Regions from separate parts of the Mus musculus genome. Here all the other regions are linked to region 1. A link is a loop called in an ENCODE intact Hi-C map of the cell type or tissue named here. Cell type or tissue: heart. All regions are shown on one strand.

Region 1 (5,000 bases):
AGCCTGTTTTCCTGAATCAGTGATCTGGTAGCTAACTTATTATGTTCTGATCCTGAAAAGTAAAACTGCGTTCTGAAATCAATTACTTAGGAAAGGGACTAGAAGCTACAGAAGTTAATCACGCTTAGACTAACCACTTAGTTTGCCTTAATTGTAAGGCCTTCCTTTGGTGTTTATCGCACTTTTTGTTTACACTGAGCCCTCCGCCTAGGCTTTAGGCCAGCAGGGCGCTCAGTTTCACTTCGGGGTTTGGAGGGGCCTATCACTTCGTCCTCGGGGTTTAAAGGCAACTTGTAATGGTTTGCCCCAATCACTCCTGTAACCAAAGAGTAAGTCCTCAAGAACCGCGTTCCCTTGTCAAGGAGTCGGATGCGCAAATGCCTGGGGCTTTAAGCAGCTGGGAAAGCGAGAAGGAAGCTAGCGTGAAGCTAGCTGCACCTGCGGATCCAGAGCGTCCGCCCCGCGCTTCCCGCGCCCAGCGCTTTTGCCTGGGAGCTGCTGCGAGCCACCCCCGCACCCCTCACGCCCGTTGGCCGGGGGAGCGAGGCCTAGCAAGCGGACGCCTGCGGGAGCCGCCGCACGTAGGGGGCACAGGGACTTGTCCAGGCCGTGGGCTCCAAAGCGAGGCCCAAACGCGCGCGCTCTCTGCAAGTAGGGCGGTGGCGCTCCCAGAGACGGAGGGAGGTAGAGACGCCCGAGCGAGCGAGCGAACGGCACGCTCGGGGCCACTCCGCGCGCAAGGCTCGGGTCCGGGAGAAATTCCCCCCCCCCACCCCCCGTCGAGTGGTCAGAGTGCGGGTCCCCAGGTCGTGCACACCACCCGGGCCGGCGACCCCAGCCAGGAGCAGGGGAGCGCCGCAGGGCGGAGGCCGCTGCCACGGAACCAGGCGGGCGGCGCACAGCCCCGGGGAGCTGGTTTTCCCGAGAGGGCACGTGACGGGGTTGGCAGCGCTCGGGCCCGGGCGGGGGGAGGGGGAAGTGGCGAGCAGGAGGCCCGGGGGCGGGCGGCTGGCGCGCTGTGTACTTAGGTCGTGTGCTGGGGCTTTTCTCTCCTGGGAGCGGGCCGAGGGGCGGGGGAGGGGCCACCGCTCCGCCTTCTTCTTTTCGCAATGTTGACGCAATCTATAAATAGTGGAACAAAAGGACCAACTTCCTCGGAGCTTTGCTGAAACTGCACAAAAAATCGAGCTGGGGGGTTCCCTGGTCCCCGATGTTGGGGCGGAGAGCGCGGCGCCGAGGGAGGGGGCGGCGCAGACCGGCCTAGGGGACACCTGGTCGAGCGCAGCCGCCGCTCCGCTCGAGCCCTGCGCTCCAGTGCCCCCACTGGCTGGAGAGCTCGCCCAGACCGGGGGTCTTCCTCCGTCGCTGACAGGTCAGTGCGCACCGCCCCTTTCGACTCTAGGCTGCTTTTCTCCCTCCTCCAGCCTCCACTTTTAGAAGGGAACCGGGGCGGGGGCGGGGGGCGGTAAGGAAATAGAACGAGGAGCAGCAGCGACAGAAGGAAAAAAAAAAAAAAAAAGCAAAGCTGTAACCCCGGCGTGCACGGAGCGAAGAGAGTGAGGGGCTCCAGGAGGAGATCTGCGCGTGGCCCCCACGGGAGACGGAGCTGGCAGAGCAGGCGGGCCGCAGGGTGAGAGGAGGGGGCTCCCCGGAGGCCGTGCGCGTCTCTCGGTCCCCTTTGAACGCAGACCTGCAGAGTCCGCCTGGTCCACGGTGGGAGGAATGAGTGGAGAATTGTCGCCGCCGCCACTGCACCCCCGAGGCCCACGCACCCTGAGCGCCTAAATTTGGGGACAGGGTGGGAGGGGGGCACCCTGCGCTCAGGGAGCAAGGACCTGAACTCAGGAGCCCGCTGCTTCGCCGTTGGGGAGGGCGGAGCTGGCGCTGTTGACAGCGGTGAGGGAGCAGGGAGGGCGAAAGTTGGGGAGAGGAGGCGGGAGAGGTGGGAGTCTAGTTGAAAAGGGGGGGGAGGGAGCGCGCGCGCGGGATTCTGAGGGGCGTGGATCACGTGATGGGCAACCACCCCCGCTACAGGCTGGCGGTAGGGTGACGTCACCACCCTGCCTGCAGGGGGTGGCACTTCCGTTTTCTCCCCCCCCCCACCCCCCCCAGGGCTGCTGCTCCCAAGCTTCTGCACCCTCCTGAGGGTGGGCAATAGTCTGAGGTCATCAGGTGCTTTGGCAACAACCGGGAGTTAGGCAATGAGGGCTAGGTCTGAAGCTCAAGCCGGGCCGCCCCTCGACGCGCCCCATTGTGTGAGCAGTGGGCGAGGGCGGTGCCGGGTGCCGGGCCCCCCGCGGCTCCCAGCTCCAAAAGGGCGGGGAGGACTCTGTTCCGTCAAGGCGGAGTCTGGCCACTAGCTGGTTCCTGAGTCCAGACTTCGAGATCCCAGCGACTAGGGTCTTACTCGCCTGACTAGCCCTCTGGGCGCCTGGTGGTTAGGAGCCAGTTCTATGGCTCTGGTCCGTGGCCCAGCTTGATGGGTGTGTGGTCAATCTGTCACCACTGGAGCGACTCAATTCCAGCAGTCCTTAAGAGCTATTTTGAGTAAACTCTGGGTTTTGGTGACTCAGCTCGGTGAGCGGCGCTATTTATAGGTAGATGAGTTAAGAGCGGGGAAATACGCTTCGATAGGATCGGTCCGCCCTATTATAGCAAAGATCTCTACTAAGAAGCAACAATTTAAAGTCTTAGGAAAGAAAAATACTTGGTTCTTAGAATCTGTGTTGTAAGGAGAAGACTTAGAACAGTGAAAGTGGAACATTTCCCGGAGTAAATGGAGAATTTGGGGACTGTCATGACCATTAACTGGCTTTTCGGTGTAGGTTACTGACTCTCCTAGACACCTGCAACATAGAATGCCCATATTAGAATGATAAAAGGGGAAACTAAATGCTGGCAAAGTCCCTGCACTATATTCTGTAACAGGAAGGGATGTGTGATATTTATCTAGTGTCAAAAGTCTGGTCTGGTGGGAATTTTATGTTTATCACCCAATTTCTTCCAAGAAAGTACAACAAAAACGTGTGCTTTTCTTCCCTAGTGTGTAAATGTGCCACTAGTACGTTATTGCTTGTTGGGGTGTTATGATTTTAATTTTCACATTCCCACATTCCTTCAGCCTCCACTTTAGAAATCCAAGAGGCATATGCTATGAGAAAGATTGTGAGGTTGTCTGTCGGGTGGGAAGAGTTGAGTGAGCTCTCCTAGCCGCTGTAGCTTTCCATAGGTAGTGTCACCTGGGGTGTCTCTTGAAAGAAAGATGGTGACTTCCTGAGTGGTTAGGTCAGCTAAGAATAAAAGTGTCCAAAAGACTACAGAGTACACACACTGGGGCCTGCAAGATAGATGTGCGTACTGGTACGGGTGCTGGGTGGGAGTTGAAAAGGGGTAAGAGGGAAGCTGGACAGATGGTCAGGGCCTTCATGATTCAGAATAACCATGCTGAGGAATTTGTATTTGTACCTGAATGGGCATTTTTATTTTTTTAGCCTTTTAGGATGAACAGATATGCTTTGAGGGGAAAAAAAAAGCAATGGGTGGTGGTTGGTTTTTTTTTTCCTCCTACAAGTAAACAGAAAATGTAGCACAGGATTTCAAAGGGTTTCTCTGCTTTGTGATGCCTCAGCTCAAAACCTGCAAGAAGGGAAAACCTCCAGAAGATGTCTGATAGATGTGACAATTGGTCACATAGGCCTTGTGAGGATCTGGGAGGCTTAGAGATGGGATGTAAAAGGATTGTGAGCTAAGATAGAACCTGCTAGAACCACCTGCCATGTACCCAAGAGAAGTCATTAGCTGTTTGAGGTCAAGGGATGCACAGTCTTGTCTTTGGGTGAGTAAGAAGGTGTGGACCTCGGGGTAAACACATTTTTTACACTATGGGGGAACCTTTCCCAGGGAGGTTGGTGTAAAGTCTGGATCTCTGAAGTCACTAAAATATAAGTGGTAGCTAAAGCCATGGGGGAGGCTAAGAGGACCGGGAGGCTGTCTAGTTAGCCAGAACTCCAAGGAACACTCACACTTAGTGCAAGTCTAGAGCAGGAGGAGGCTTTAAAGGACAAGGCTAAGTAAAGAAATAGTGTCCTTAGTGTATGGCTGTAGTCCTCCATGGCTCTAATCCTTGGTGCATGGCTATAGTTCTGTAGGCCATCCGTCCTGCTACCTGAAAATAAAGAGAAACCTGCTGCTTCCTTCATAAGACCAAAAAGAGCCAGGCATGATGCTTAGTGCCTGTAATCCACTCGGGAGGCTGAGGCAAGAGGACTACTGTGATCTCAAGACCAGCATGCAATACAGACTATGACTGTCTCAAAAACAATGGGACTGGAAAGACTTCCACTCTTAGTGGAAAAGAAAGCATAAGAGTTGCATGTACTTTTCCCATTTTCACAGTAAATGCTAAGTCAACAGTTACCAGGTAAATGATTGGCTTAATATATCTAGAGAACTAAAAATAACACTCATATCAAGGTAAATAAAATGTTCTTTATAACCTGGTATCTTTTACAGTTTGCCTTAAGCTTCTATTATTTATGTATCTTTGATGTTAGATTAAATATGCTTCTCTTTTAGAGATAAAAATAGTGGCTGGGCTATTTTAATAATTAATATTCTCCTAAAGGCAACTCAGAATACTTTTCTAGTTGCATAATTATATTTACGAGTCAAAAGCCCTATACATTCATGCTACACACATTTTAAAATAAGTACATTGCAGGGTGGAGAGATGGCTCAGCTGTTAAGAGCACGTATAGATCTTCCGAAAGACTGGAGTTTGCCTCTCAGCACCCATGCTGGGAAAATTGCCTGTGACTCTGATTCCAGGGACACCTGGTACCTCTGGCCACTGTGGCACCTGCACGCACATATGTGCACACTCGAATCACACACACACACAAATACAAATAATTAAAACTAACAAAAATCTTTAAAAAATAAAAACACCCATATAGTGAGAAAACATGAGTCTTTTGTAGATCACTTGATGATTTTTTTTT
Region 2 (5,000 bases), 360 kb before region 1:
TCTTAGTCCCCAGTTGGTGGAACTGTTTGGCAAGGATTCAGAGGTGTGGCCTTGTTAGAGAGGTGTGTCACTGTGTTTGGGCTTTGGGGTTTTAAAGCCTCGGGCATTTCCAGCTAGCTCCTACTCACCTCTCTCTCTCTCTCTCTCTCTCTCTCTCTCTCTCTCTCTCTCTCTCTCTCTCTCTCTCTCTCTTTGTCTCAGGCTTGTGGATGGGGTGCAAGCTCTCAGCTACTATCCCAGTGCAATGGCTGCTGCCTGTTGCCATGTTCCCCACTGTGATGGCCATGGACTCTCTCTCTCTCTGAAACCATGAGCCCACAGATTAAATGCTTTCTTCTGTAAGTCTTGGTCATGATGTTTTGTCACAACAATAGAACAGAAACTAAGACACCACATTCATAGACAGAAGGAAAGAGTCCATGCAATAGATACATGAAGCATCTGATTACATCCACAATACAAATTATTCTTGTTAAAATATCCAATACATTAGAATGGAAGGGAACTCTCTCATTCTGGTTTACACCAAATAAATATAAGCAGTTACTATTATGCTTCATAGGGCTGGAGAGATGGCTCAGTAGCTAAGAGTTCTGGCTACTCTTCCTGGGACCTGTGTTTGATTCCCAGGATCCACATTTTGGCTCCCAACTGTCTGTAACTCCAGGCCCAGGGGAGCCAATGCATTCTATGAGTATTCCATCCACTGATGCACATGCACAATGCAGACAGAACACCAGTACACATAAAATAAAGTAAAGGAGAAAATGTAACATTATGTTTGATGCTAGAAGTTGAAAACCGTCTCCCTTCGACTGGAAAATAGTTCTGGAGGTTTGACTCACAGCAATAGTGGAGAAAACTATATTTTAAAACACCACACTAGAAATGAAGCAATACGTGTATCTGTGTTTGCTTAATTTGAAATAGGAAATGCTAAAGAAACCACAAAACTCTATTATGGTCAAAAGCTGTTTCAGTAGCCTTATGGCTGCAGAGACTGTGCAGAGAAGAATTTACAGTTTTCTATACCAGCAATGCATACTCAGGAAATAACATTAAGAACATTTTATTTATATGATCATTTAATAAGAACTTAGAAATAGATTTAACATGGTAACTTATATACAAGGAAATTGCAAAACACCACTCAGAGAAAGAGCATAAATAATGTTAGCTTGTCTGTCCTCACAGACTTGGGATTCCATGTTATAACTCTGTGTCCATAGATCCTTCCTTGTTCTTTTACCAAAATCTCAGCTGCCTTTTCACATAAAAGTTTCAGACAGTCCAAAGGTTGAGTTGGAAATTTGCCAGTCATTTTGGTCACCAGATAGGATTGAGATGCAGAATGCACGCACTTATTTTTAATAAAGAGATGGAGGCAATTCAGTAAGGGCAATGCCATGCTTACAGAGAGATGGTGCTGAAAGAGTAGAACATACTTGAAGGTGAGACTCCCTCTCACCATGGTCAAATGCTAAAATGAGATAGTCCCAGAGTGCATGTGGACCTAAAGGTAAGAACTGAAGCCATGAGATGCCGAAGGCATCACAGCTGGAAAATGTCGTGTCCTGCGACTCAGCCAATGAGTTCTTAGATGTGATACCAAAAGCATAAGCAACAAAAGAGACTGAGATATTTGGACTTGATTAATAATTAAAAGATATTTTGTTTTAAAAATATTTCAAAATAATAAAAATAATCATAGGATATTTAAAAAAATCTATAAATCACATACCTGGCAGGAGTCTAGCATTGGATATGGAGGGAAAATGACTGCAATTCAACCATAAAGAGACAAATTTCCTAATTAAAAAGAGACAGGGGGTATAAATAAACATTTCTCCAAAGAAAATGTGCAAATGGCCAAAAAGCACCTACAAGAAACCCATAGTCATTAGCAAATGCAAATCAAACCACAGAAAGATTCCACTTGATGCAGGATGATGTAGTCACTCTGGAATAGTTGGGCAGTTCCCTCTCTGGTGACTGGCAGTGAGTACGCGCTCTCCTTCAGGAGTGATAAAAAGACTTGGTTCTCCGAATGTTAAATATCGAGTAACAATATGCATTAGCATTTCACTGAAGGGAATTTAAGATGCAAGATAAAAAGTGTACGCATGAATATTCATCACAGCATTAATTAAAATAGCTAAAAGGTAAACAGAATCTAAATGCCTATTAACTAGTGAATAAATAGGCTGCAGTGATGTATTTAGACAGCGGAATATTATTCAGTGGTAAAAAGAACAAAGTTCAGCTGCAGCACGGGCGAGCCTTGAAGACTGTAAGACAGGGAGGAAAGCCAGATGCAACAGGCAGGCTCACAATCGCTCCATTTTATAGAATGTCTGAAGCTGGCAAGCTCATGCCTGAATGCCATGCACTGTTTACCAGGGGCGGGGGAGGGCTGAGGGGGACTGGTGGCTAATGGTACAGGCTTCTGCTTGGAGTGGTGAAAATGTCTCGGAATCTGACAAGCCATGGGAGTGATCCTTTCAAATAAATGATCAGTGTGCAAGAATTATATCTCCACTAATAACGACCTATCATTACAAATACGCAAATTAAAAGATCTTGCACTCAAGGTTAATGAGACATGGAGAATGCCACTAGGCCAAAGATTAGAGTCTTCCAGAAAACAAAGGGAATCACAATTAGGGACTATCAAAGCCAAGCCCTCATGTTTCCCAAGTGAACAGCAGGGGGAGCCCTCGGTAGCAGAGAGAACTGCAAAACTAATATTTATGATAATAAAGCTAATAGCTTTTGTTCATAAAAAAAACTGAAACAAAAAGCAAATAAGGTTACAAACCCCACTAACAAACTCACTATCCTGGCAACCACTTGTCGATCCATTTGTGCCAATCTCTGCATGGGTGGCACATACCCATGGGTGGACATATGCAGGCATACATGAAGAGCCCAAGCCATGTGGCTTTGAAGCCTCTTTGGTTTCATTTCATATTAACTTTATATTTCTTTAAAATTTTTGAATATCCTTGGGAGTGTAATTTTCTGCAATCTGTAACTGTACTGTAATTCTTTAAACACGTTTTGATACATTTTTAGTTATAAATAACACTACAATAAAGTGCTTGTACCAAAACCCTTAAATATCGTTTTCTTAAAAAAAAACAAACAAACAAACAAACAAACAAAAAAAACAAAACAAAACAAAAAAAACTTCCCTCAGGATAGATTCATTGCAGAGGAATTATGAGGTGAGCCTGCATTTACAACTTTAAGATTTTGGATATGTAACCATATTTCAGCCCTAAAATCTCACATTTCCTCTTGAGGTACATGAGAGTTTCCTCATTCCTGGCTCTAAACAGTTGTGTGTGTGTGTGTGTGTGTGTGTGTGTGTGTGTGTGTCTGTGTCTGTGTCTGTGTCTGTATTGTGCATTTCTGTGTGAAAATGTGTGTACATGTCCTTGTATGTGTGTCTGGGTGTATATATGCCTCTGTGTATGTCTGTGTGTGTATATGTGTCACTGTGTGTGTTTGTGTATTTGTGAACATGTCCCCATGTGTGTCTTTATATAGATACCTGTGTGTGTACATGTCCATGTGTGTCTGTGTGCATATGTTCCTGTGTGTGTGAGTGTGAACGTGTCTGTGTGTGTATCTGTGTATGTGCATGCCTATGTGTGTACATGTGTACTGTGCATGTAGCTATACATGTATATGGAGTCCAGGAAAGGGTGTTGGGTGTCCTCTGATATCACCCTTGGCATAGTCTTTTGAGGCAGGGTCGCCCCCAGCAGCCCCTGTTTCCTCAGCTTTGCAGAGCTGGGGTTACAGCCAGCATAGACTCCAACTGTTCCTAGGTCCTGGTGCAATACTGTGGTCCTCACCATTGCACCGAGAACATCTTAACCACTGAGCCTTTTGTATAGCTGCTGCTTATCTGACCCTCTACCTAAACATATAATTATTGGATTTTTCCCTACCTTTAAATTATGCCCTAATTGTATAGATGTGATCTTCTTCCCATTATATTTTAAACAAACACTGGACTTTATTTTTCAGTGCTTGTTGTCTAATTTTTCCACTTATACAATTTATTTCTTGTAAATAACAGCAATTTTTGTTTAAGATATTAATATTCTAGTTACTGATCCCTGGAAGCTCTCTAAGTGAACCATGTGTTGCCTTCAATGTTGCACTCTTCCTTTGGGTACTTTTTGCCGCATGATTTTTTTTTTAAGTTTGACATATAAATGGTTTTAATTTTGGTATAAAACTTATCTGTCTTCTTTCATAAATCTTTCCCCATTTTCTCTTAAAAACCTATTCAACATGAAGAATTGATGAAACTTCATCATAATTTTCTCTTCTCTCAGCTTTTAAATTTTAATTATTTGATTCATCAAGAATTTATTTGGGGATATGATTTGAACCCCTTTCTATCCTCAAAAAAAAAAAAAGGAATTATGCCAGCACTACTCATCAGAGTAAACTTCAGCTTCATCCAGCAGTCTGAAGTTGCTTTATTATAATAAATGTTGACATACATTTGAGTGTGCTGAGGGACTTGACTCTCTTCTATTGATTGTTGCTCTGGGACTTTTCTGTTAAAGCATTATTAAGAGCTTTTTGTCTTTTTGTTTTTGTTTTTTGCTTTAAGTCTTTATCTCTTTCTTGGTTACTTTCATTTATCCATGCTTCCAGATCAACTTCACAGTCACATTTCCATGAGAATATATCATTTTTCTTATTTTGATTAGGATAATATTGATCACACTTAGTTTGAAAAAATGAAAATTGCCAACTTATTCAATTTCGTCTTTGCTCAATTAACTACAATTTTCTTGCTATATTGAGGTGGGGGGGCTGGCATTTTTAACATTTGTGTCCATGTTTGTTGTGAATTTTTTTGGTTGTCTTTTTTTCTTGGTGGCTTTCTCTCTTTCTCACTAGTGTAGAAACTCCTTTGGCCTTGTCCAAGTGTTAGCCATGTGTAGATACTGCTTCTACTCAAAGTCCAGGAA
Region 3 (5,000 bases), 650 kb before region 1:
TCCCAGGAGGCCGGTGCCCTTACATTGGAGGGCAGACCCCATAGCTGCTATCAAACGTGTTTGGACCCTTAGAGCCTGCAGGTGGCACTAAAGGCCACCTGGAAGAGCAGAAGTCAGGAAGCCCAAGTTTTAAGTTTTAGAACCCTCAACCACTATCAGCCTAATGAGTAGGTGAGAGAGCACCTTGCCTGAAGGGTAAAAAAAGGTGAGAGGACAGACACCTCAGCTTTGAACAGAAACCAGGTGGCAATGCGTCTCACCCCTCCCTCCCAGTAGATCTACTACACCTTTCTCTTTGAGGGATGCATTCAACATCGAGTCTTTTCAGTTTTGTGCTTGGTACGATTATGACACACTTTAAGAAGGAAATTAATGTCAGTGAAACAGCCAACAAAACAAAACAAAACCCCTCAAATTATTGCAAACTACTATATAGTATTAACATGTTTGATTGCAAAAAGAATGATTAGGGATCCTACTACAAAAATCAAATATACTGATGTAACAGAAGGGTGAAAGGAGGCTCTCCCCTCTCCCAGCTAAACTAAGGTGTTCAGCTAGCCTTCTGATGGCTCACCAACACCAGGAATTCTCACTAGCTGCTTTACCAAGCACTATCAGTGAGGTTACGGCTTAACTGGACTCATCATAGGCAGCTGGAGTCAGGACGAAGCCGTATCAACCACTTCAGAAAACCATTCTGCAGAACTAAAGCTAACCCAACAAGCACCCAAAAGCAGCTTCCACTCCAGGATACAGACACTCCGAAGAAATGAATGCCAATGTCCACCAACAGCCTCAAAAGAATGCTGCCAGAGGTGTAACTCCTACTAGGTGCAAACCAGGAGGAACACCTAATGCCATCCATCCTCCGGAGAGTAGTAGCATTGATATGCATACAGCAAACCAGAAGCAATTTTTAAGAACCAGCCAACAAAACCCATGGAACAGCCATGGATGGATCTGGCAGACGTGGTACGGAGGGAAGGAAGACAGATACAAAAGTCACAGGGGTCCAAGCAGGCAAAACTAATTTGATGACAGAAAGCCTGGGGTTCTCTAGAAGACGGGTGTATGAGCTGCTAGCTGGAAAGCTACTCTTCTTGGTCAGCAGCATACAGGGTTCAGTTGAGTGAGCTGCAAACCCAAAATCCATACACTTGAATGTGTTTAACTTTTTACACAGGAGAGAAGCTGTGTATCCAAAGTAAGTGTCAGGTCGTTACATAAAGATTATAAAAATTATCATCACTGGATATCTATACCCTGGTGAAATATATTTGCTGTAAAAATGCTCTGCATTTGCTAAACTAAAACTCAAAATTAAAGTGACTGGGAAGTTTCCTTCTTCACGCGTATTCTAACATCAAATGTATCATTGTAAAATGACAGAGTGTTTCTGGCTTGCATTCCCTAACCCAAATTTATTTCACTTGCCCTCCTCATATGGCAATGGCTGTCGCATGCCACCACATGCCCTGATAGCTGGTCATCATCTACAGGGACACTGAGTGGCCTGGTTCTGGGATTTTTGACTGTCACCATGTCCTGGAATTGTTTCAAACCACGCTCACATAAACCCCATCCAGGCTCCCTTATGCCTGGCCACCCTTGCCTTTCCAGAGCAGCAGAGCGGCTCAGCATGGGACTACTGCGACCTCTGGTTTGGAGCTGGTAAGATTCTAGACGCTGAGCTACAGAGATCCAGTAACTCCCAGGGGACAGCAGAGTCCCGGGACCCCCGCTGCCCGCCGCAGGCCGAGTGGCTGGACCCGCCCCAGGGAATCCGCGCAAACGCTGCCGTCGCTTCCGGGTTTGGAGTTTTCCCGCGTGTTGTGACACGTGACCAGGATGCTTAGCAAAGCGCGGGGCACCGAATCCGGGTCCGCGCTCGCTAGGACCTTGCGGACCGGTGCTGGCCTGGGAAAAAAAAAAAACCCGCGCTGCCGCTGCCGCCACCAGCGACCTAGGCCCACGCGCCTCCCGCGTTTACCTGGAAGTAGGAACACTAGCTGCCTGGCCGCCAAGTCCCCGCGGTCCCGACCTCCGGCCATGGTCGCGCCCTGCCGGAAGTGGCGCCGAGGGGCCCGCCAACCGGGGCCACCAGCCTGCCTCCATTTCCGGGCCCGCCCGCTCGGCTTCCTTTTTTGAAATCTGCGCGGGCCCTGCTGTCAGTGGAGGGTGTGGAGCTCCTCGTTTTTCTCACTCTCATTCTACGGGCGCTGCTCGTGCGTGTATTTCATACATTGAGGTTCCTAATGCGGGCGAGCAGCCTTCAAATTGGCTGTGGGCCAATTTGATAGTTAAGGTAATTTTTTAAAGATACAACCCAAATTATGCTTATAATTTGGAGTTCAACATACGAATTTGTTATTTAGGATAAATCTTTAGAGTATTAACGAGACTTAGTTTGGGTGTGGTTTGGTTTTGACACAAGGTCCACCACCCAGCGGGGACTGACCTTCAAAGTATGCCGCCCTGGCTGGCTTTGAATACTGGATCAGGAACCTCCCAAGTGCTAGAATGGTTGTGAGCAAAAGTGGTGTCTTGTTGCCTAGGGCTCACCTCGGGGCTATAGAGAAAACAATTAAGCCCTGACTAGGGAGGTGGAGAGGGGATTCTCTCAAAGGGCCAGCTGCCGATCAGGAAGCTTGTTCTGAAGTGTTCTTTCTAGGCAGACTATGCACTTTATGTCTTTTGTTATCCAGTCTAGTGGCACTTTGTATTTTGTTTTTGTAGAGGGAGCAATGTGAGACACAGGCAACATAAATGTGGAGGTCTGAGTTATAAAGGTGGTCAAAGCTTTTGAGAAATTACATAGAGCAACCAGAAGTTGGTCTGGATCTTAAAACATAGGCTGAGATTCCCTCCTGAGGCATGAAGCCCTTAAAAATACCCACCTCTGAACAACAATATGAACTAACCAGTACCCCCAGAGCTCATGTCTCTAGCTGCATATGTAGCAGAAGATGGCCTAGTCGGCCATCATTGGGAAGAGAGGCCCCTTGGTCTTGTAAACTTTATATGCCTCAGTACAGGGGAACACCAGGGCCAAGAAGTGGGAGTGAGTGGGTAGGGGGGGGTGGTATGGGGGACTTTTGGGATAGCACTTGAAATGTAAATGAAGAAAATACCTAATTAAAAAAAATATATATATAATACCCACCTCTGACCAGACCATTGTAAGACCACGAAAAAATAAGGCCACGCAGGGACATTTCGTGATTCTCTCAGACAAAAGCAAGATCAGTGTCATTTGTGCAGCAACTGTCCCAGCACTTGGCCACAGTGAGAACTGCTTTACCCAGTACAGCTCTATTCCTGTGCTAGTCTCCCCTGGCTGTGGATAAGAGTCAGGAAGATGAGTCAGGATACAAAGACAGAAGAGGACTCTGGAGGGAAAGGGGTCCCCCTAGGACTGGCTTTGCGTTTCATGCTGGCTGAGAATTAAGAATTTTGACTCAATTGGACCATCAAGGTGGTTCAGTACACAGAGGATTAACAGGATTCCCATGCCCAGCCACAGAGAAATCACTGCACACTGAGGGATTAATAATGGAAATGGTTTTTAATGATAGTGTGTGTGTGTGTGTGTGTGTGTGTGTGTCTAATGCTCAGGGAGGAGGCCTTATAGAGAAGATGTTGTTAGCTTACATTTTAGGCTTATGCATTTCACATAAATCTTTCAGGCTCCAGCCCCAGGTTACACTTTGGAAAGTTTAAACAGACACAAGAGACGGCAGGTCTGGTCCCTTGCTTGGGCAAATGGGAGATTTACTCAGCAAAGATATTGCCTGAACTATTTAAGTACACTAGTGTTCCTTTTGTTCTTGTCCACCAGGCAGAATTACACGTTTCCTGTTGAGAGCACAGAGAACTTGAGGACAGACCAGGACTTAATGATGGTTGTGACCCTGTGCTACTCCCTTGAGCCACCCCTCGGAGGCATGTTCTTGATATGGGGATATGCCTAATGGCTAGTTGTAAGCCTTGTTATGGGACTAGAGCTTAACTGGAAATCAGTCTTGGTGACCAAGAATTAGCAGAAACGTTCTCAGTAATCCTAAACGTCTACTGTGGTACAGAGTTTTCTTCCACAGTTCCTCACAAGCCTCGTTAGGGCACTTCTCTCCCAGGCACGAGGCAGAGTTCCTTTAGCTAAATTCTACTCTGTGTACCTTGGTGTTTCCTAAGCCAGTTTATTATTAATACATCATAGCATCAATTTTATTACTTTGAGGTTCCTCTGAGTTCAATAACCACCCAAATGATGGAGCAGAAATGATCTGACTCCTGAAAGTTGCCCTTTGACCCCCACAATGTGCTGTGGCATGGGCACATGCTAAAGGCCAGTGAACTTTAATACTGTGAGTCTTTTGGCCAGCATTTTGCTCAATAACAAAACTAGGAAATGGCATTTAACGTGAAAATGGTGAAACTTCTGCAAGTCATGGGTCAGTCTCTTGTTAAGAGTCCCGTGACTCCTATTGATGAGTAAAGACCCACATCCCTTATCTCTCTTCATGTAATTCATGTAGTAAGAGAATGATTTTTCACACATTTGTGGTTTGTGTGTGTGTTCATGTGGGAGTACATATGTGTAGAGGTGAGCATGTACTTATGCGTGTTTATAGGTAGAGACCCAAAGTTGGCATCAGGTATATTTCTCAGCTGCTCTGCAGTTTATTTACTTGGTAAGCTCTTACTGAGCCCCAGACTCACTGACTCCAGCTACTCTAGCTGGACAGCTTGCTCTGAGGAGCCCTTCTCTTTGCCTCCAGAGTGCTGACATGACAGGTGGCTGCTGTGACAGCTTATCTTTTTACAAGAGTTCTGAGAATCAGAACTCTGGTCCTCATACTTGTATGATAAGCGATTTATCCATTGTGCCATCTCCCTGTGCCATCTCCCTGCATAAAGCTTATTTTTTAAACACTTGTGATTTCTCTACTTTAAGCATAAAAACAATACGTGTTTGTTGTAGTTGTTTTAGATGTCTT
Region 4 (5,000 bases), 110 kb after region 1:
TGCTTCTGGTCCTTCTGAAAGCTGGACTGTCTGTCCTAGCTCATCCTTCCTCGAGGCTGGTTGCACAAAGACCTCTTACAATGTTCCGTTTGACCCTGAGAAGGTACCTCAGGGTCTTCAGCCCTGCAGTCACCTTGGATTCTTGGAGTAGCAAAGCTTTTGCCTTACTATATCAGCCTGTAGGCAACAGCAGTCATCTTATGGGAGCCACATTGCCATCTCAAGTGAGGGCAGAGATAACCTCTTTGAACCAACCGCCAAGGAGCTATGAGGACACACCTTGAGCAGGCCTCTTTAATTATATATGCACTTCCTGCCCCCACCCCTCTTCTCAATTCAAATCTAAAACTCCTCTGGGCACCTGTGCAGCTTGAGGTGAAGTTCCTGCACCTTGCCAATGTCCTAATTTGGGGTCACTGAACTTCATGTATTCGCCCTCCCAATGGTCACATTTATTAGAATTGACTGTCACCCGTTGCTTTCAAGGGAAATGGGGTTGTGTGGCCAAGCCTGCTCTCTCAGGACTCCTGGGGCTGGGGTTCTCACTCAGAGACTCCTGGAATCCCACTTACTGCTTGGGACCGTGAAAAAGGCAGTATTGAGTCTGAGCTACGAGGCCTTCCCATGCATTTGCTCCATGGCTGAACCTTTCTGGTAGTCACTTCTACTGTCCAGTTCTCTCCGATCTCAGGTAGAACGACAGGAGTTGAACCCGCAGCCTCCTCAGGAGTCAGAGCACCCGCAGCTACCTCAGAGTTCGCTCTCCAGGTAGCCTTGGAGGCACAATTCTGGCTCCAGGGAGTCAGAGTCCTAACAAGATTTTATCACAGCCCTCAGTGGATTCCTGGACATCCCAGGAATGCCAGGTCAGGGCGTAGGGCCTTCTCTCTCTGGCAGATTTTCCAACCTGTCCTAGCCTCACCTCCCTGCTCCTGCGTCCCAAAGAATTCTGGGTCATTTTTTTTCAGGAACCCTCTTTAACTGGTTGTTTCTAGCTCCTTTTTCAGGCTGAAAGGCTTGCAACTCATCTCTTGACACTAACATTTTTTTTTCTTTCTTTTTTTTTTTTTAAGATTTATTTATTATATGTAAGTACATATCTTCAAACACAAGAAGAGACCAGGCGGTGGTGGCGCACGCCTTTAGTTCCAGCACTTGGGAGGCAGAGGCAGGCAGATTTCTGAGTTCTAGGCCAGCCTGGTCTACAAAGTGAGTTCCAGGACAGCCAGGGCTATACAGAGAAACCCTGTCTTGATAAACCGAAAAAAAAAATCACAAGAGAGCATCAGATCTCATTAGGATGGCTGTGAGCCACCATGTGGTTACTGGGATTTGAACTCAGGACCTTTGGAAGAGCAGTCAGTGCCCTTAACCTCTGAGCCATCTCTCCAGCCCTACACTAGCATTTCTTTAAGGGCTGAGTTTTGGGTTTTTTGTTGTTGTTGTTGGGTTTTTTTGTTTTGTTTTGTTTTCTGTGTTTTTTTCCCAAGTAGGGCCTCTAATACCGACCAACTCATGGCCTCTGTGGCCCATCTCTGAGTTACTTCAGTCTGCCTAGGAGATCCTTGGAGCTGACCCTCCAGACTCTGTGGCCCAAGTCCTAGGATGTGTGCTCTTGTTGGCCTCTCATGGGCTGAATCCCCCTTCCCATAGGCGACTCTAATCTCAAACACTCCCTATACCATATATTCACAGCCTGGTCCCAACCTTCCTGCTGTCACCCATGCTGCTTTAGTGATATTCTGTCTTTGAGTCACTTCTGCTCCTTTAAGTCACCCCTCACTGATATTCCTGTAAGTAACATCAATAAACTAAGTAGTTCACCAAGTTGGACTTTGTCTGTCGTGAACTCCCTCTCTGAGGTGAGCAGACTTGTGTTGCAGCTCCCCAGGGTGTCTTGTCACATAACACAGCTTCACAAAGATGAACTCATGTCACCTTGAAATTAATCCGCTGCAGCAGGTAATTATTAACCTCTTTTATAGATGGGAAGGAGACAAAGGCACAGAGGGTTTAAGACAAATGGAACTGTAGCCCAGGCAGTTTGAATGCTTTGAAACCATACAGTGGGCTGTACTGTTTGTCTAAACAGCAGTTCTCAACCTGTGAGTTGCAACTCCTTTGACAAACCTCTATCTCCAGTGATATTTACTTTATAACTCCTAGCAGTGGCAAAGTTATTGTTATGATGTAGTAATGGAAATAATTTTATGGTTGGGTCACCATAACATGAGGAACTGTATTAAGAGGGTCCCAGTGTTAGGAAGGTTGAGAACTGCTGGTCTAGAAGAAACTGAACATTACACATTGAATTGTATGACATTCACACACAAAAGCGTACTGGTGCTAGAACACAGGTCCTAAATATTTCTATTCAAATGCTCGAATATAGTGAAACAGCGGTGGGAACTCTCTCCTGCTGGCAACCTCTCCCACCGTGAGTGCATGCCTAAAGCTCACTTCAGAGAGCAGCTGATTTTTTTTTTCCAGCCACATCCTTTCTAGCTTAAAGGACCAGCTCCATAAACCCCCATTTACTCTGTGAGATGAAAAGGCTCACCAATGAATGTCAAAATCTTTCCAATTTAAAAAGTAAAATCTTCAAGAACTGACTCGGGTGGAGTTGACAAAATCTATCTCAGGAAGGTCCTCTGCCACCAGTGCAAGTGCGCCCTCTGCCGGCAATGTGAACACACTTGGCCAACAAGAAGCCTGGCTTTACAGAGCAAAAAAATTTGCATTTTGCCTTCAAACAGTGATTTATTTATCACTCCCAGAACAAGGAAGGCAGAAGGCTTAGGGCTGAGCATACAAAGAGAAATGAAAGTTCCCCAGCCCTAAAAGATATCATGGTGGGGCACGTCCAATCCAACTATTATGCCACTTGAGGTCGGGCTAGTGATGAGAGATGTCTGGCAGAACAAAGCTATAAAGGCTCATGAAGACTCAACTGGAGTCAGCTTGGCATTTTAAACTTGGCATTAATCTCTTTTACACAGGAAAAGGGATACCAGTACTGTTCTTCCCAGGGAGCTAGACCTCTGTCTGTAGTTAACATAGCAATTAGAGATTTCCTTAGCTACCTGAGGAGCCACCATACAAAGACCAGAAACAATCAAGGAATACCACGTCCCAACTAGATGCTTAGAACTGAACTCAGGTCTCCTGCAAGAACAGTGTGTGCTCTTAACCACTGAGCCATCTCTCCAGCCCCCAATAAAGCTAAATTTAAGATTAAAAAAAAAAAAAAAGGTTCTGTCTGCCAAATAGCTTCATTCTGTAGAACCAATGTTCCCATAGAACTAAGGGAATCAGCGGTACCGGCCACTGGGTTAAACCAGAGGCTCCATGGTAGTATGGACAGAACCGAGTCACCATACACACGTGGGGCCTGATCTAGCCAAACACTCAAACATTAACACTCAGTGTTTTTCTGCTCATCTAAGTGACATCATACTTCTAGGTATCTTTCCAACATTTTAATGGAAACTTGAAAATGTAAGTCAGGCTCAACCAAGCACACATATCATTCCTGCACTGGGATCCGGAACTCAGGGTACGTAGGCCAGTCTGGACCACAGTAGATCAGAGCCAACAAACAGAAAATTACAGGCAACGTGGAAGGGATTCAACTATGCACACCATCTAATCTATCAACATGTAGCTCTTCTTGAATTATGGTATCTATTAATTTCCCTCTGAATTTGTCAAGTCATATTATTTTTATACATTAAAAAGTAAATTATAGTCATCAGCAGAGATTTCCCTGAATAATTAAGTTGATGTGTTATCAATTAGAGCAGGTGTTGCTAGTCATTTCTTCCAAAATTCTATTGACATATATCTAAGTGCGTAACTCTTTTTTTTTTAAAGATTTATTTATTATATAAGTACACTGTAGCTGTCCTCAGACACACCAGAAGAGGGCATCAATCTCATTACAGATAGTTATGAGCCACCATGTGGTTTCTGGGAATTGAACTCAGGACCTCTGAAAGAGCAGTCAGTGCTCTCAACCGCTGAGCCATCTCTCCAGCCGTAGTGTGTAACTCTTGAGTGTAAATTTTCAAGTTGTAATAAATGCCTGTATCTGTACCCCAATTCCTACTAAGATACCGAATGGTATTACTGTGACATCAGAAAGTCCCCATACTTTTATTCATTCATCCATCCGTTCATTTTGTCAGTGCTACAGAGCAAACCTAGAGCTGGTGAGGCAAGAGTTCTTTCACAGAACCACAAGCCAGCCCCTTCATAACTTTTTTTTTTTTTAAATATTTTTTTAAAGATTTATTTATTTATTATATGTAAGTACACTGTAGCTGTCTTCAGACACACCAGAAGAGGGCATCAGATCTTGTTACAGATGGTTGTGAGCCACCATGTGGTTGCTGGGATTTGAACTCCGGACCTTTGGAAGAGTAGTCGGGTGCTCTTACCCACTGAGCCATCTCACCAGCCCGCCCCCTTCATAACTTTTAAGAAGATATGTTTTTGAGTGAGAGGAGGATGACAAATGTTTTGAAGTTTCAATGGGTTTGGAGGGCAGCTGTAAACGTGTAGGGGAATTTACAGTTAGTGTTACATTAGAGGTGAACAGAGCTGTAGGAGCACTGACTTAAGAAATAACCTGAAGTCACTAGAGCAAAACTGTTTGTTGTTCTCAAAGTTCAGAGTGTCTCAGATGACAGAAAAGACAAACATGAGCAGGCAGCTCTAGCCAAGCCCTCCCTCCCTCTCACAGCCTCTACTGACCAGCTCTCAGAAGAAACTTCTTTGCTCCCATCATCCATTTGCTCACTCAGGTTGCACACACAGGTCTGGCTCCCAGGTCGGGGTGTTTTCTGCAATTTTTCTGCTCCTCAGGCAAGTTAAACCCTCAACACCAGTAATCCATTTCTCCTAACATTGCATTAGAAACCATTCAAAAAATGTTCTCTCATAAAACCATCTCTCATAAAATAATAGTTATTTACACTAACATACTTGTCTTCCTGTAA
Region 5 (5,000 bases), 82 kb after region 1:
TACTAGAAGCATGCGTCACTTATCTTGAGAACAAAGGGGTAGGAATAAAACGTAAGTTCTGGGCTTAAACCCAAAGTAGCTAACCAAGCCCCCAACTTCCGGAGGAAAAACATGGGGCCTGACTCTCCTTGCCCTTCTACCACCAAAGCACAGACCTTGAATTTGCAAAGTTCTAGGATTCAAAACTCTCCAGAAAGTAAGTCAAAAATTTAGTATTCTAACCCAGGCGTAGTGGCAGACACCTTAAGCCAAACCCAGCACTCTGAATGCAGAGGAAGGCAGATACGTTAGTTCAAGGCCAGCCTGGTCTAACTAGGAAACTGTCACAAAAAGGGGGAAAAAAGATGATTTTCCTATGTTAGGAGCCGAGAATATGCTAATGGCAGAGGTATACTTAGCATGCTAAAGGCACTGGGATAGATTCCCAAAACAAAGTTTACTCCATAGATTTCTAAAAATCTCTTATAGTTTTCACAAATATGTTTTATCTTTTACAAAATGAGGATCTTTACAATACTATCTTCATATTACTTGAAAATAAATACAACTAGGGTACCAGAAACACAGAAGCATGAACTGCGGTGGGTCAGAGACCCTTTCACAGAGCAGGGCTGAGGTTGCAGCTCACTGAAAGCGCTTGCCCAGAGTGAGCAACTTCCAGACCTACCAGAAAATACATGGATGGAAAGAACAGTTGGGAAGGAAGGCTGAAGACATGGGTCTTCTGGGCCTGGACCTGTTACTTTCAGTGCAAAACACTGACCAAAATCAACTGACACTTGCAGGTTACAATCAGTCCATCACTGAGGTAAGTCAGAGCAGGAACTCAAGGCAAAACAAACTGCTCTCTATTCCCCACAACAATGCCTTCCACCATGGAACCCACTCCCAACCAGCAGACACCATCAAGAATGTGGATGGCTGCCTGTCCATAATGGGCTCCTGCTTAGCTGGTTCATCAGCCTAAAGATAGAGCTGCCCACAGTGTGCCCAGTGTAAATGAAGACATATCCACAGACCAATCTGAAAAACAATTACTCAGTTCAGATTGTTTTCAGGTGATATTAGGCTGTGTGAAACTGATGCTTAGCATTAAATAGGGCAGAGGTGTAGTTCCCGGGTAGACTGTGATAGCATACTCCAAGGTGTAATTTAAAGCAAAAAAAAAGGGGGGGGGGGCATAATTGATTAATAGCCCCATTGAGTCCTAGCACAAAGAATGCCTATATATTGACATTCTGTTTTAAAAGCACTCCTCATACAAATGTCTAGAAAGCTGCAGGAATCTAAAGCCCTGCTCTACAGCCCCAGTAGCTGGACAACTAAGACAAACCACACAGAAGAAATGTTGCTGGATTTGTTTCCTTTAGAGCATACTTTTTTTAAATTATATATAGTAATTACCAAAAAAATGAATGGCAAGCATGGATTTTTGAATCCATGAGTTTTGAAATATGAAAAGAACAAAGGCCCTATTATTAAAGGAGGTGGTGAAGATATACTTATTCTTTTTATTTCCATCTGGAATGGTCCTAGGACTAATAAAATCGGGTATTTTTCCCCTTCATAAATACCAGAACATAAAGAAAAATAATACGGTTTACCTTTGTTCCAGGCAAGTATATGCTTTTGGCAAGCTTACTATATTTTCTGTGGAGAGAGCCAGTTCGTTTTCCCTCACGTTTTGACGGTAAAACTGGAGAACACTGTAGAGAAAGGAGAAAGAGTGTCACAGGCACAGATCTGCATTCTTGGCCCCCTCCTAGCCAGGGGGCCTCCCCAGCGGCGCGCTGACCTTCCCGACCGCGACAGTAGCACCGCTGCCGCCAGGCCGTGCCGCCCGTCACCGCCCACGCAGGTGTCCCCCGGCCGCGGCAGCGGGGCCAGCGACTCCCGGCCCCCGGTCCCTACTCGGAGCACACTGCTCACCTCCACCAGCCAACTGGGGCCGGGCTGCGCCGGTGCAAAATGGACACGGCGACCACGCCCTCTGCTTCCCGCTGTCCCGCGCCTGCGCACCACCTAGGTCGCCCAGCCTCTGGATAAGTGCTCTGGTGACGCCCACGCGCCGAGTTTGGATTGCTGTATTTTTGTTGTTGTTGTTACTTGCATTTTTCAAGAACAACAAAAACAAAAACACAGCCCAACCCTTCACACCACTTTGCCTACTTTTCAGGACCCAGCGGGCTCGGCGATCTCTGGGTAGAAAACCATTGACCCAACTTTATAGAAAGGCACTACTTCCCAGCACTCGGGAGTCAGAGGCAGGCGGATTTCTGAGTTCGAGGCCAGCCTGGTCTACAAAGTGAGTTCCAGGACAGCCAGGGCTATACAGAGAAACCCTGTCTCGAAAAAAAAAAAAGAAAAGAAAAGAAAAGAAAAGAAAAGAAAAGAAAGGCACTACTACGGTTCCCCTCAGAGGCAGGAACTTTTAACTGGTTTTAAAATATCTCAATCAATCAATCAATCAATAAAAATAAAATAAAAAATAAAGAAAAACCAAAATAAAATAAGATAAAATAAAATAAAATATCTCGCCCTGATTTCCACCTCCTATGCGGAGACCGTGGTTACAGAGGATGAAAAAGATGGTTCCTATCCAAACTTGAAAGCCGGTAAATGCAGGGTGATGTGTGCTGGAGGAGCACGTCTACTCCCGCTTGGGAAGGCCTGGGCCTTTAGGAGAGCAAATTTGGGGAAAGCGCGGTTCCAAGTCATGGAAAAGCCCCTCTTGCCCCCTTCCGCCCATTGCCTGTGGTCCCGGCTACACCATTCCTAAGACCAATCCCTGTCATTTCTAACTTAGTCCTCACGAGAACGTTACAGTGGAACCAAGAGCCTTATCCTCTAAATGAACAGGTTTTCTACAAGGTGGAAAACCAAGACGAAGCTGTGGAGGGTTTCCTCAAATTCCAACGGCACGTGTAACCGTTTATGTATACCACTTGACACGTGAAGCGTAAACTGGGGTAAAAACCTGCTAGATCGGGGAGGTAGCTTCATTTTCTAAACTATATACAAAATATATATTATTTATAAGCCTGATCCTACAACTAAACTTCCAGCTCTTTAGAAACTTGTGTCATTCTACGGAGCTAATCCACCTTTCTCTTGAGTTCCTCCAAACCCAGCAGGGCCCCTTAGCGCTCTTACCTAGATTTCCGTTTTGCCCGAGTCCTGCCTGTACTCCACTGTTAGCCCAAACGCAAAGGATGATCTCTATCTCTTAACTGAAGCTCCTTCCATAAAGGCCAAAAAACAAAGGAGTGGGGGCCTCCATCCAATGGCTATAAAAAGAAGCCTCTAGCTCCTCCCCCACACCCTTGGCAGGCTGAACCACTTCACCACCAAGATGGGGGGAGGGGGGAGGGCTCCAAGACAAGTCAGTAGGAGCCAAACCACTTCACCTTTACAGTGGCTCAGGGCCACCCAACCGACATAGCCTCAGGTCAGAGAAAAGACCACAAGACTTCTCCCAAGCAATTTGCCTCAGCATTCTTACCTAAGGTTTTCTGAGGCACAGCCAAGCTGCTTCTTGTTAGGACACACCTAACTGCAGCTGATAACACAATATCTACCTAGTCTTTGATGGTTTGCTAACAGTTAGGGTTTTTTGTTTGTTTGTTTGTTTTGTTTTGTTTTTTGTTTTTTTGAGACAGGGTTTCTCTGTGTAACCCTGGCTGTCCTGGAACTCACTCTGTAGACCAGGGTGGCCTTGAACTCAGAAATCTGCCTGCCTCTGCCTCCCAAGTGCTGGGATTAAAGGCATCACCACCATGCCCAGCCTACAGTTAGGTTTTCTATGTACAGTAATCAAATATCTTGTAACAAACAGGTTCTTTCCTACAGCACCAAAAATGTCAGTGCAAATGAAAGCTTTGTCCCAGGCCCACACAAAACTTCAGGCATAATATGCTGGCAACTGGGCACAGTGGCACAGGCCTTAATCCCAGAGTTTGGGGGATGAAGCCAGCCTATTCTACATAGTATGCTCCAAGACAGCCAAAGCTACCCAGAGAAATCCTGTCTCAAAACAAAAACCAAGCTGGGCAGAGGTGGCGCTAGCCTTTAATCCCAGCATTTGGGAGGCAGAGGCAGGTGGATTTCTGAGTTCAAGGCCAGCCTGGTCTACAAAGTGAGTTCCAGGACAGCCAGGGCTATACAGAGAAACCCTGTCTCAAAGGAAAAAAAAAAAAAATGACTGAATGAGGAGGCTTGGGGTGTGGCTCAATCAGTGTTCGTGTGCTTTCCCATTGATTTCAAAACCCCGGATTGCTCAAGCCCATGAACAATCACACAAAAAGCCTGTAAAAATATAAATGACTAATAATCTCAAGGAAAGCAGTTCTTCCTCACCGATAATCAAATGCCGAGTAAAGCATTGCTATAGGTTATATCAATTTAAAATGCAGTCATGTGGCAAAGACATGAAAGTCACAGTGATGGAGCTGCTGAGTAGGAAGTGTCTGACAGCAGGCATGAAAGAGGGGATAGATATCCATCCTTACAGCCTGGGAGAAGAAACAGGAAAAAGCGGCATAAACTGGGGAAAGAACCTGAGTGCCCAGGGCTGGGCGCTGCCCTAACAAGTCCTGAAAAGAACAAGCTGAGCCCTGCCCCACAGTCCATGAGCACCAGGTAACAATGACGCACTGTAAATTTCAAAAGGGTGGAGACTATCACAAATCGGATTAGTGTACTTACCCTGATATCTATACATGTACATCAGTGAGGTACTCCAGGAAGATGCATGTACACGGATCTATCCCTTTTTAATTAAAATTTTAAAATACAAAAAGAAGAAAAGGAAATTGAGCCTTGAAAATGACTAGAATCTTTCCAGTTATGGCACCAATGGTGATGGCTTTAGAAAAAGAGAAATCCAGGTCTGGAACTGAGACTAGAAGTAGGTATGTGAGGATGAAGTGTTAGTCGGATGTGTTTGCTCTGCACAAAGACTGTAGTAGATGCTGTTGGGTAGCGATCACTGTGGGGAAACT

Evidence for each region. Peaks named below come from ENCODE experiments on the same cell type or tissue, not always from the same donor. Only the 100,000 strongest peaks of a DNase experiment are listed, where the experiment ranks them.
Region 2: a loop joins it to region 1, with 2.5 times the contacts of the local background. A loop is called at or near these places in 8 of 42 quality-filtered maps.
Region 3: it touches region 1 in a loop (2.8-fold over the local background); 2 of 42 quality-filtered maps call a loop at or near these places.
Region 4: it touches region 1 in a loop (2.0-fold over the local background); 3 of 42 quality-filtered maps call a loop at or near these places.
Region 5: it touches region 1 in a loop (2.1-fold over the local background); 2 of 42 quality-filtered maps call a loop at or near these places.

The regions. Positions count from the first base shown.
Region 1 is chr14:61,678,482-61,683,481 of GRCm38, reverse strand. It overlaps Dleu2 (deleted in lymphocytic leukemia, 2), which reads left to right and starts at 1,109. Exons shown (of 7, transcript NR_028264.1): 1 at 1,109-1,372. In heart, CTCF peaks have their summits at 668, 1,318 and 2,378; DNase peaks (open chromatin) are centred at 971, 2,001 and 2,381; H3K4me3 peaks cover 3,337 bases; H3K27ac peaks cover 3,096 bases.
Region 2 is chr14:62,040,222-62,045,221 of GRCm38, reverse strand. No RefSeq gene overlaps it. Among named protein-coding and RNA genes, the nearest start is that of Gm35307, 7.9 kb to the right of the region's middle. In heart, a CTCF peak has its summit at 2,712 (motif pointing right); no DNase peak of the experiment used is centred here.
Region 3 is chr14:62,329,170-62,334,169 of GRCm38, reverse strand. It overlaps Rnaseh2b (ribonuclease H2, subunit B), which reads right to left and starts at 2,102. Exons shown (of 11, transcript NM_026001.3): 1 at 1,994-2,102. The coding sequence starts at 2,054. It overlaps Gm41173 (a long non-coding RNA gene), which reads left to right and starts at 2,115. Exons shown (of 2, transcript XR_874686.3): 1 at 2,115-2,308; 2 at 3,842-5,000. In heart, CTCF peaks have their summits at 60 (motif pointing right) and 2,134; DNase peaks (open chromatin) are centred at 1,809 and 2,079; H3K4me3 peaks cover 2,287 bases; H3K27ac peaks cover 2,548 bases.
Region 4 is chr14:61,569,236-61,574,235 of GRCm38, reverse strand. No RefSeq gene overlaps it. Among named protein-coding and RNA genes, the nearest start is that of Spryd7, 15 kb to the right of the region's middle. In heart, a CTCF peak has its summit at 2,690 (motif pointing left); a DNase peak (open chromatin) is centred at 2,675.
Region 5 is chr14:61,596,500-61,601,499 of GRCm38, reverse strand. It overlaps Trim13 (tripartite motif-containing 13), which reads right to left and starts at 1,988. Exons shown (of 3, transcript NM_023233.3): 1 at 1,930-1,988; 2 at 1,605-1,706. In heart, no CTCF peak of the experiment used is centred here; a DNase peak (open chromatin) is centred at 1,989; H3K4me3 peaks cover 1,786 bases; H3K27ac peaks cover 1,248 bases.